2 separate regions of the Mus musculus genome follow, and region 1 is linked to region 2. The links are chromatin loops, found by intact Hi-C in ENCODE. Cell type or tissue: left cerebral cortex. All regions are shown on one strand. Links, peaks and the distances in the headings refer to the core of each region. The heading gives the core; the rest is flanking DNA. Region 1 has its middle 110 kb from the start of Gm30998. Region 2 has its middle 50 kb from the start of Gm30998.

Region 1 (5,385 bases), core at 151-5,150, 56 kb after region 2:
AGCAAATATTGTTCTAGAACAGTTGCAGCAACATTTTTTTGATGGACAATGGTTTTAAATGAAACCAATATTTCCTAGCCCATTACCTCAAATCCCATAGCCTCATATGTGCAAACTGTGCATGTCATATGTGCAAACTGTGCATGTCATATGTGCAAACTGTGCATGTCATATATGTAAACTGTGCATGTCATATGTGCAAACTGTGCATGTCATATGTGTAAACTGTGCATGTCATATGTGCAGACTGTACATGTCATATGTGCAGACTGTACATGTCATATGTGCAAACTGCATGTCAGTGGCTAGAATTTCAGGGAGAAAATCTTGAGTAAGATTATTATTGTGTGTATGGTATATGTACATGCTTGTGTGGGTGTGTGTTGGTAGATGTGTGTGCCCATGTGCCTGGAGGCCAGATACTGACATCAGTGTCCTTTTCTCTGTTCCTGTTTGCCTTGTTCTTTGAGACAGGGTCTCTCGATGATGCTCCTCATGGCCTCAGCTGGCCTCACTGCCCAGGGACCTGCCTGTCCCCACCTCCCCAGCCCTTATGCAAATGCTTTCATCATTTTAAGTCAGAACTATTTGAAAGCCTTCAGCTATATATCGAGTGATCCCACCTCTGAGCTAGTGTGATGTGGGTGGCGATGACAATTGCGTTTACATCTGTGTGGCCACTGTGGGATGACTTAGGCCACCGAAGCATAATAGACTATTATGTGTGCTAAAGCGTTTAATTGTGCCATTCAGATGGTTGCTATTCTTGACCACTGTTCAGTGTAGGCTCAGAATAGACCGAGACCAAGGGTGGGAAGCAAAGAGAACTATGCCTTTAAAGCTAAGCTAAGTGGAAGAAAGAGAAACGAGGAGCCTTCACGTTTGTCTCCAAGAGTACACTCACCATATCCAAATGGCATATTGAGTTCTTTCTGTTTTAAAAAAGTTGTGTTACAAAGAGGAAGCAGAGCATAGGCAGGAGCTGTGGCCACTTACAATCCTTCAAAGCTACCAACGGCAACCTATCTGTCTGCAGTGGGAGACCAGTGAACAAAGATACTGGGCATAGAACAGGCCTAGAATGTGCTAGGTGAGGGTTCTACTGATAATGCATGTCCCCAGCTCCTCACTGGGGGATTCTAGGCAGGGGCTCTACCACTGAGCCATACCCCAGCTCCTCACTGGGGGACTCTAGGCAGGGGCTCTACCACTGAGCCACGCCCCCAGCCCCTCACTGGGGGACTCTAGGCAGGGGCTCTACCACTGAGCCACGCCCCCAGCTCCTCACTGGGGGACTCTAGGCAGGGGCTCTACCACTGAGCCACGCCCCCAGCCCCTCACTGGGGGACTCTAGGCAGGGGCTCCACCACTGAGCCATGCCCCAGTCCCTCACTGGGGGACTCTAGGCAGGGGCTCTACCACTGAGCCCCACCCTAGCCCCTCACTGGGGGGTTCTAGCTGTAACTGATGTATGGGCATTGGGAATTGAACCCAGGTCCTCTGGAAGAGCAGTCTGTGCTTTTAACCACTGAACCATCTCTCCATCCCTATTTTCTATTTTCAGTTATGTGTACATATATGACTGTGTGTGGGTTTGTGCACACGACAGAAGGTGCTTGCAGACGGCAGAAGACAGAGTTGGCTCGCTTCGAGCTGCCCACTGTGAGCACTGGAACCAAACTCAGGTGCTCTGCAAGAGCAGGCACGTGTTCACTGCTGCTGAGCCCTCGCTCCAGCCCTGCCCACTACCGTTTGAATGAAGAATAGGTGTTGCAGACCTCACTCTGGCTCCATTCTTTCACCACTTGCCAGTAGTATCCCATGGGTTAACCACACCAAAATACCCAGAGGACCTTTGATGGATGTGGCTGAGCCTTTTCTTCTTTGCTTTAAATGCTTTTGTCCTCCCTGACTACTCTGATGTTCTGACCATTTCCAATTTATAGCACTATGCATCAGAAATATCCACTGATAAAAATATACAGACTGCCTCTGGTTCTCCTCAGCGCTGGAGAAAACTTCCGTATAGCATCTATTTTTAGACCACTCATTGATTCATGCATTTCCCTTAACTTCCTTAATTCTGGAATTATCCTTTATTAAGTTTGCTCACCTTTGCCTCATCTACCCAGTTTGGTCATATTGTGGACGTGCATTAGTCAGCTAGTGCTGTATAACAAGTCATTCCAAACATGTACAGTAGCATTTTTTTTCCTTTGAGGTTCACATGCCTGCTAGTTGGCTGTGACTTGTGGGAGCCAGGTTTGTCTGCAGGTGGGTTCAGTTTAGGTCTGCTATGCATGTTTGTGATTTTTCTGGGATTAGTAGGACACTGGGGGCGTATTATTCTCACAACACTTACCTAAGTGCAAGAACACAAACTCAACCAGATGGGAGACTTCACACCTTACCCACTGATTTTTTTTTCATTTCTGTTGTTATGAAAATAGCAACTGATAAAAAGCAACTTAGAGGTTGATGGGTCTATTTTAATGGAAAGTTGCAGGTTACAGACTATTACAGAAGGAGTCAAGATGAGAAATTAAACAATTAGATACCTCACCTTCAGAGTCAACAGCAGAGAGAAATAAGTCCTTCTATGATACCTACTTGATCTCTCAGCTAGCTTTCTTCAGTCTTACACAGTATAGGGCCCAGAATATAGGGCCTAGCCTAGAGAATGATGCCACCCAGAGTACAGGGCCCAGCCTAGAGGATGGTGCCACCCACAGAGGACTGTCAATTAACAATCAAGACAGTCCCATATGGCTATATCCCTTGGCAACCTGACCTAGATAATTTCTTAATTAAGACTATCTTTCCAAGTGATTCTTGGTTTCTGAAAATTGACAGTTAAAACGATCACATCTGCTAACAACTCATTGCCTGAAATGTGACATCTGGCCAAGCCCAAAATCAAGTTGTAAAGGAAATACACAGCCCACCATGGGTCTAACCATGTAGACAAAGATTTCATACCATTAATCCAATCCTTCCCAAGGTGTTTGTGAAATCAATAAAAATCAACTATTTAAGTGATTCCAGACTGATCTTTTCCCATTGCACAGAGATTAATAACTGGAACTTTACCTACATGTGTGACTAAGACTTGAGAGTATACGGTTAAAGTGTTGCTCACTCTCTTGGGGCTCAGGAGCCTTGTGTGGCAGAATTGTGGGGCAACAAGGTCTAGTGTCAGCCGATGGGGGTTGTTGGAAGCAATGTCCTGGAATGCACTTTCCTTAGTTCCTTAGGGAGCTTAGTGGAGATCCCTTGGGATCCTGGTTAGTTCTCTTGAGAATGGGTCATTATAAAATTAGGCTACCCCATGTACTAGAGCCCTTCTGCAAATAGCTGGTTTTCTTCTTTATTCTTTTCAATATTGTGGTGCAGTCAGAGGACAAACAGACTGAGCTGCCCAACACTAGACTTACAGCCTTTAAAGCTGTGAGCTAAACAGATCTCTTTTCTTTGTAAGGTATTTAGCCTTGGGTATTTTGTTACAGCAACAAAAACACTATAGTACAGTCAGGCTACTATAGCCCCTGCAAGCCTCAGGCTTGCATTGCTATCTCTCTGTGTGTATGTGTGACAGTGTGTATATGTGTATGTGTGTGTGAGTGTATGACAGTGTGTGTGTGTATGTGTGACAGTGTGTGTGTGTCTATGTCTGTGTGTGTAAGTGTGACAGTGTGTATGTGTGGGTGCATGTGTGACAGTGTGTATGTGTGAGTGTGTATATGTGTGTGTGTATGTGTGTGTGTGTGTGTGTGTGTGTAGGGCAGAGGTTGACATTGTATGTTCATCAATCACTCTCAACCTTATTTTCTGAAACAGGATCTTTCACTGAATCTGGCTCTGCCATTTTAATTGGAGTGGCTGGCAGTGAGGCCCCAGGATCAGGCCCTAGCCCTGGAGTTACAGGTTCACATGACTAATCTGGATGATGTAAATTCATGTCCGCATGCTCGAATAACAAGCACTTCACTAACGGCACCATCTGCCCAGCCCTAGCCCCTGGGTCAGGCTTCACTGACTCTATCAGATCAAGCTATAGATGGAGACCAGAGCCTGGTGACATAGACTAAGGCCATCTTCCACTGTACTCTCTTGCTGTGGCATGGTGGTGCAAGCCAGCTACATCCGGGTAAGACCCACCTCCATCCGCACTCCAACTTTCTCTTCTGATGCTTCCCTCGTGCCCTTAAATGGAGCAGAGGCAGGGGCCATATTAAATTCTCACAGGCTGTCTGATTTTATTAGGCTCCTGCTGTAAGATGGGTTTTGGCATCTGTGTGGGACTTATTAACCAAGCATGTGGAGGAACAAATATTTTGGCTCATTATTGTTCCTTTATTAATGTTTGTTCTTTTGATTATTTGTGGGATTCTATTAAAGGGAACCAGGAAAGATGAGGCTCTTTCCAGGTTCCTGCTCATAGATGTTAAGCTTGGGGATTTATTTTTTTTTTTGCAATGAAATTTGTTTTCAAGGCTTATTTTTTTTCTTCATAATTTTTAGAGAATCAGGGGGTTGGGAGTAATATTCATAAATATTTATTTCCTGAAAAGTTTAATTCTTGTGCTAAAAATGTTTTGGGGAAAATTGGAGGGGAATAGATTTTCATTACGCGGCAGAAAAGTTGAATAATTGAATCTGCACTTTGGGAAACCTGCTGGAGAATTAGAGTTAAGGGGTGTTTGAGATGATGCAGTTAAGAAACCCTGCTTGCCACAGGGAGGAGGAGGAGGAATAGGAAGGCATTTTGAGCAATGCGTGGTCTTGACTTTATAGCTCCAAGATTCCTACTGCACAAGGCTAGAGTCATCAATTGCTCGTTGCATGAACCTTTCCTGGGGAGACGTGAGCAAATGTCTCCTTGAGCTGGATAGGTTGGTGACGGCCGACCAAAGCAAGGATGTCTGCCTAGAGGAGCAAACATGAGCTTCCTTACAGAACACGAGTGAGGGGTGACCGACAGGTGCAGAGGTGACCCTGAAGTACCTGCCTCATGGTAATGCCTCATCCCACATCTCCACAGAAGCTGCAGCATGGAGTCCCCTTTTCAGTCAATATTCCATGTCCTGCATACTCTGGCATCTCCCAAGATCACCTGAGACCCTGAGAAGACCAGGGGAAGTAATGGCTAGACTCCTCTGTGAGGCTCCTGTGGCCCTTCTCTTTCCTTTTTAAACCAGGGAGAGTCAATAGCTTTGCTACCATTACCATAGACCTGGCTACCTCTGTATCTTTCTGCTTATTTTGTTGCCACGGCTACTGGGCCAAGGTAATCTTTACTTCAAGATGGCAATGGTTCTATCACATCATATTCACACACTGTAGACAGCCATATTGCTAACTGCTGTGATAGGATGTCCCCTTGGC
Region 2 (5,385 bases), core at 100-5,099:
TTCAGCTGGCAGGTGTGAAGTCTGACTGGGATTATGTCTCTCTTGTGGTCTCTGCCATGTCTTCTTCAAGCGTTGCTTATCCTTCATGACCGTCTGTCTTGACCCAGACACTTTCGTGTCTGCCGAGGTCATGTGACCCTCTGCATGGGCTGTAGAACTGAGAGGAGACTCAAGATTGCACTGCTCAACTGGTGATGAGTGAGAGCTAAGGTCAGTATTGCATTTAGCCATGAAAAAAGATGGCAGGAGCCTGGTCTCTTTAGATGCTGGGAAGGACTTGTGAATGGGTGAACACTGAGTTGAAGAAGTGTTTAGGGTTCTCTAGAGGAATAGACCCGGCAGAGTGATTTTACATTAAAAGAGGGATTTGCTAGTTGGCTTACACAACAGAGGCTGGGTAGCCCATCCCTGGCTGGCTGTATGCTGAAGAAATGGAGAACAAAAACACTCACTCTGTGAGTCTGCTGCTGCCGGCCTGGATGATTCCTGGTGAGCTGCTGGGCTTCAGTCCATGTTAGAAAGTGGAAGATGCCCGGTTCCGATGTTGGGTGTAGGGTGGCGGCACAGCCATGGTGGCAACAGGATAGATGCACTCACGAGCCAGAAGATGAGACAGGCAAGTGAGCAGCTGTCTTCCCTGCAGACCCTGGGCGGTGCCACCCATTTACCCCACCCCCAAGTCAATCTTTCCTGCTAACATCCTCAAAGACCCATCCAGGGTGTGTGTCTTAGCTGATTCCAGATCCAATTAAGTTGACAGTCAAAATCTAAAACTTCCTCGGTATCTGCCTCGGCTTCTGTTACCTCTGCCACAACCCGTAGAACTTCAGGCAAAAGAGAATAGTAGGCTTGGGAATTGTGTAATGGTTCAGTGGGAAAAGGCACTTGTCGCCAAGCCTCAGGACATGAGGGGTTCTAGAAAGAGAAAACTCATGACACAAAATAAGTAAGTGTGACAGAAGGAGAATAGGCTCATCTGGCAGTCAGACAAACAAATGACATGGAGACAGACAGACAGATAGAAACACACACACACAAACAGAGAGAGAGAGAGACAGACAGACAGATACACACACACAAAGAGAGAGAGAGAGCGAGTAAAAGTGATAACATTGATGGATGACATTTGAGCAAACATTGTATTTGATTAGAGAAATAAATTAGTGTGCTGGTGGTGTATGTGTGTAATCCAGGTGCTCACTCAGGAGGCTGAGGGAGGAGGGTCATAAGGCTGAAGTCAGCCTGCCTGGGCTGGACTCTGAGCTCAGGTTAACCTGAGTGATGTATCAAATCCTGTTTCTAAAAAATTGAGTAATCTAGTGGCTGAGGCCTTTGGACCAATCCAGGGTTTGTTACTTCGTTTGTTTTGAGACAAAATCTTATGTAGGCCAGGCTGGCCTTGAGCTTGCCTTGTAGCTGAAGAAGGCAGCCAGCATTCTGCTCTGACCTCCGTGCGTGTGTATACTTACACACTCACATGTGTGCCACACACATAGCTGGGCAGGGTGGTTCACACCTGTAATTCCAGCCCTCAGGAGGCAGAGGCAGGAGGATTATGAACTCGAGGCTTGCCTGGACAATATAGCAAGACTCTGTCTCTAGACAGACAAATGGATATAAAGCATCAAAGATGTAGAGTCTAAAAGTGATTTTGGCATGTTTGTGAGGAGGGGTGGGGCCACGTTTAGTTTGGGCTACTGCTCATTTGTTACCTCTGTATACCTGCCCTTACTGCTGCTGATCCCACGGAAGTGTGGAGCCCCTGCGCCCTCACGCCTGTTACCCTAAAACTGCCCCTCCACCAGGGATATTCAGTGAAGCTGACTCACAAAAGCCCACAGGAGGAAGTCAGGGAGAAATCACTCTGAAATTCAGGAAGCAAGGCGGGAGTTTACTTTTTTGCAGCGGTATGAATTGCCGGAGATTTCCCAGGCCCTTTCAGCTGTCTTGTCTCTGAAGAATTCTATTTTGGTGCTGGCTGAGTATCCATCCACCCAGCTCTTCGGAACACACTGTGAATGGAAGCGATGCCAGCTACCGAGGGCTGAGTCACCCCTCAGCAGCTGCTGGTGACCACACTGATGGCTCTCAAGGTCTTTCTGTTGTTTGTGACTCGAGTCTGAAGCATCCTCCCACAGGCTCCTAGTGCCTCCTATGACCTCCTGGGTTTGAACACTTGGTCCTCAGCTGCCGGGGGTGTCTTTGAAGTGTCCTGTGATTCACTGATCACACCTTTGGACAAGTCTGTGAGGACATTTCTGGATAGAGTTAGCTGAGGCGTGTGGGCTGCGCTGCATCGAATCCCAGGTCGAATACAAAGGAAAACCTCAGAGGGGAGGAGAAAGCAGGCTGAGCACCAGCACTCCCCATTTCCCTCTCTCCTGGATGTGGACACTGTGTGACCAGATGCCTCGTGACCATGGTGGGTGCTTTGCCCACCAAGATAGACTCTAGCCTGTCAACCATGAGCTAAAATAAACCCTCTGTCCTTGTGTTACTTTTGTCATAGCGACAAGAAAGGCTGCTAATGTAGGGCTGAAGAGGCCCATTTGAACTCAGGATTTGTTTTATTCTTAGTTATATGCACATTTGAGAACCCCCATGTGTGTGTGTGTGTGTGTGTGTGTGTATGCATGTGTGCATGTGTGTATGTGTGTGTGCATTTGTGTATGGTATGTGTAGTGTATATGTGTGTATGTGTGTGCGCATGTATGTATGTGTTTGATCATGTATGCACATGTGGAGGACAGAGGTGTCTTCCTCAATCACTCCTTTTTTTTAAAAAAAAAAAAAGATTTATTTTATGTATATGAGCACACTATCGCTGTTTTCAGACACACCAGAAGAGGGCATCGGATCTCATTACAGATGGTTGTGAGCCACCATGTGGTTGCTGGGAATTGAACTCAGGACCTCTGGAAGAACAGCCATCTCTCCAGCCCCAATCACTCCTTTTTTGAGATGGGGTATTAGAGCCTGAGAAGGTGGGAATAAATCACCATGAAAACCAAGTCTGAGACAACAAAAGTTTCTTTATTCAAAGTCTTGTATATCAGGGAGATGGCTGGGTTCAGGATTCAAACTCTGTCAGCAGGGCAGGACAGAGTAACCTTTTAAAGCAAGCAAGCAAGCAAGCAAGCAAACAAGCAAGCAAACAAAAACCCCCAAACAAAAACAAACAAACAGGAGGGGTAAGAGGTAAGGGCTGAACATTTCCATCTGTCTTTCACACCGGGCATTTAGAGTGTGTTAATACTTGTCAAATACCTCAGATGGCTTTTCTGACAACCGAGTCTGGATAGAGATCAGTCAGTCAGAGCCACTTTAGCAGCTGCTAGGTTTCAGTCCTGACTGGGTGCTGACCAACTAAGCCTAGGCTAAGTTCATGTGGGAAACCTGGGGCTAGGAGCCGTTTCTGGGAATTTGGTTGTTTCTTAGAATTCAGCCTAATACGAGGTGGAGACTCCATACAAGACGGGGTTGCCGAGGCTACCTATGTGTGTGGCCTCTGACAAGGGTTTCTCACTGGTCCTGGAGTTAGATGATTAGGTGAGCCTGGCTAGCTTGGTCCCTGGAGTCTACCCATCTTCCCTGCCCTGTGTTGGGATTAGAAGCATGTGCTGTGGTACCTGGATTAGAAGCATGCGATGTTGTGCCTGGATTTTTCCATGGGCACCAAGGCCTTGATCTTAGGTCCTCATGCTTGTGCCGTGACCACTTTATCTACTGAACCATATTCATCACTCCATCTGATGTTGTTTCCGCGTCCTGGCCAAGATATAACAAGTTATACTCACACCAACTGGAAGAGAAGAGCTAAGCCAACAGATGTCTCATTGGTATCCATTTTCTCAAAGAACACAGTTGCCACCCTAGACAGTTTTAAACACTCCACCCCTACCTACACTGGCAGCATGACTGGTTCCTGATGGGGACACTATTTTGGGAGTTTCCAGAAATGTTTGGAAGTTGAGTCTAGCTGGAAGTAGTAGTTCCTGGTGAGGAGGTGGCTTGAGGTGTGTCCTGGGAGGCATCTTGTTCTGGGACACTTCTTTTTCTCTCTTCTTGTCTGTTGTCAAGTTAAGAACCATGCCCACCACACACCCCAGCCATCATGACATTCTGCCCAGTACCCAGAGCCACACAACTGAAAAGTCTCTGATACAGGTCTCGGGGGGGGGGGTCACTGAGGTGGATTGTTAGGGACAGAGAGTTGGTTAGAAGAGCTGCTAAAACCATGGACAGACAGTTGATGTGCTGTGGCATCTGTGAGAGGAGAGAGTGGCTGCAGGTTCTGAGGTCTGGGCAGCAGCTGGGTTCTAACAGTCTTATAGTGACCATGTACCAAGCCCCAGAAACCATGAGCCAAAATGAATAATTTGAGTCGTTCCTCCAGGTACTTTGGATGCAGCTGTAGATACACTGTATGGATACACTGAATTTATTTTTCCCTTCAGGGAGAGAGAAAGATGGAGATATGTCTTGAAGAAGTTCTTAATAGGATGTCTCATCAGAAATTCCACAGCTTGCACCCTGGGGTGAAGCACAGGTACCCAGTGTGCTATTCTTTGTGACAACACAAAGGGAAATTTCATTTCTTTTGTAATGCCTTCACATGAAGGTACTAGGGTGCCTCAAACATTTGGATGTTGCCTAGGAAACACCCAAAGAGGCACTCTGACTTCACCAGCTCTTAGTGGCAGGGAAGATCTCTAACTTTGGAGGTCACACAGTTGGGGTGGCACATGCCTGAGCTACCTGTTTTGTTAGAGGCACTGTTTCTCTTCTGTGTGGGTCTCAACTGTGTGGGTTATGGTAACAGTTTCCTAGGTTACGTTTCAGAGACCCGAGGCCGGCTTTTATTGACAGCTTTAACCCTTTACTCCGCTCTGCAGATGCCCAGTGGGTGATGGGAACAGGCTGTGAAGGTTGGGCATCTCTCTTTCCTTCTTGGTACTCCAGCCTACTTGTCAGGCCCTGCCTGTCTCTGCATACGGCGCTCATTCAAGAAATGCCTTGCTCAGAGCTGTATTACAGGATGGACTTGACCTACTTTCATACTCTCTTTTCCTTTCCAAGGGTAAAGTCATGTAGGACCTGCCATGACCAAAGCCACAACACACACACACACACACACACACACACACACACACACGCCCGCGCTTGTGTGAGCGCCCACAAAGACATAAGGAGTTAGTACACATGGCATGGGGCATGTCTTAATTAGGGTTACTATTGCTGTGAAGAGACACTGTAGCCATCGCAACTCTTATAAAGGAAGATATTTAATTGGGGCTGGCTTACAGTTTAGAGGTTTAGTCCATTATCATCATGGCAGGAAGCATGGCAGCCTGCAGTCAGACATGGTGCTGGAGAAGGAGCTGA

Evidence for each region. Peaks named below come from ENCODE experiments on the same cell type or tissue, not always from the same donor. Only the 100,000 strongest peaks of a DNase experiment are listed, where the experiment ranks them.
Region 1: a loop joins it to region 2, with 9 times the contacts of the local background. A loop is called at or near these places in 4 of 42 quality-filtered maps.

The regions. Positions count from the first base shown.
Region 1 is chr5:142,255,191-142,260,575 of GRCm38, reverse strand. No RefSeq gene overlaps it. Among named protein-coding and RNA genes, the nearest start is that of Gm30998, 110 kb to the left of the region's middle. In left cerebral cortex, for the core only: no CTCF peak of the experiment used is centred there; DNase peaks (open chromatin) are centred at 748, 1,650 and 2,360.
Region 2 is chr5:142,310,784-142,316,168 of GRCm38, reverse strand. No RefSeq gene overlaps it. Among named protein-coding and RNA genes, the nearest start is that of Gm30998, 50 kb to the left of the region's middle. In left cerebral cortex, for the core only: no CTCF peak of the experiment used is centred there; DNase peaks (open chromatin) are centred at 2,001 and 3,862; H3K27ac peaks cover 409 bases.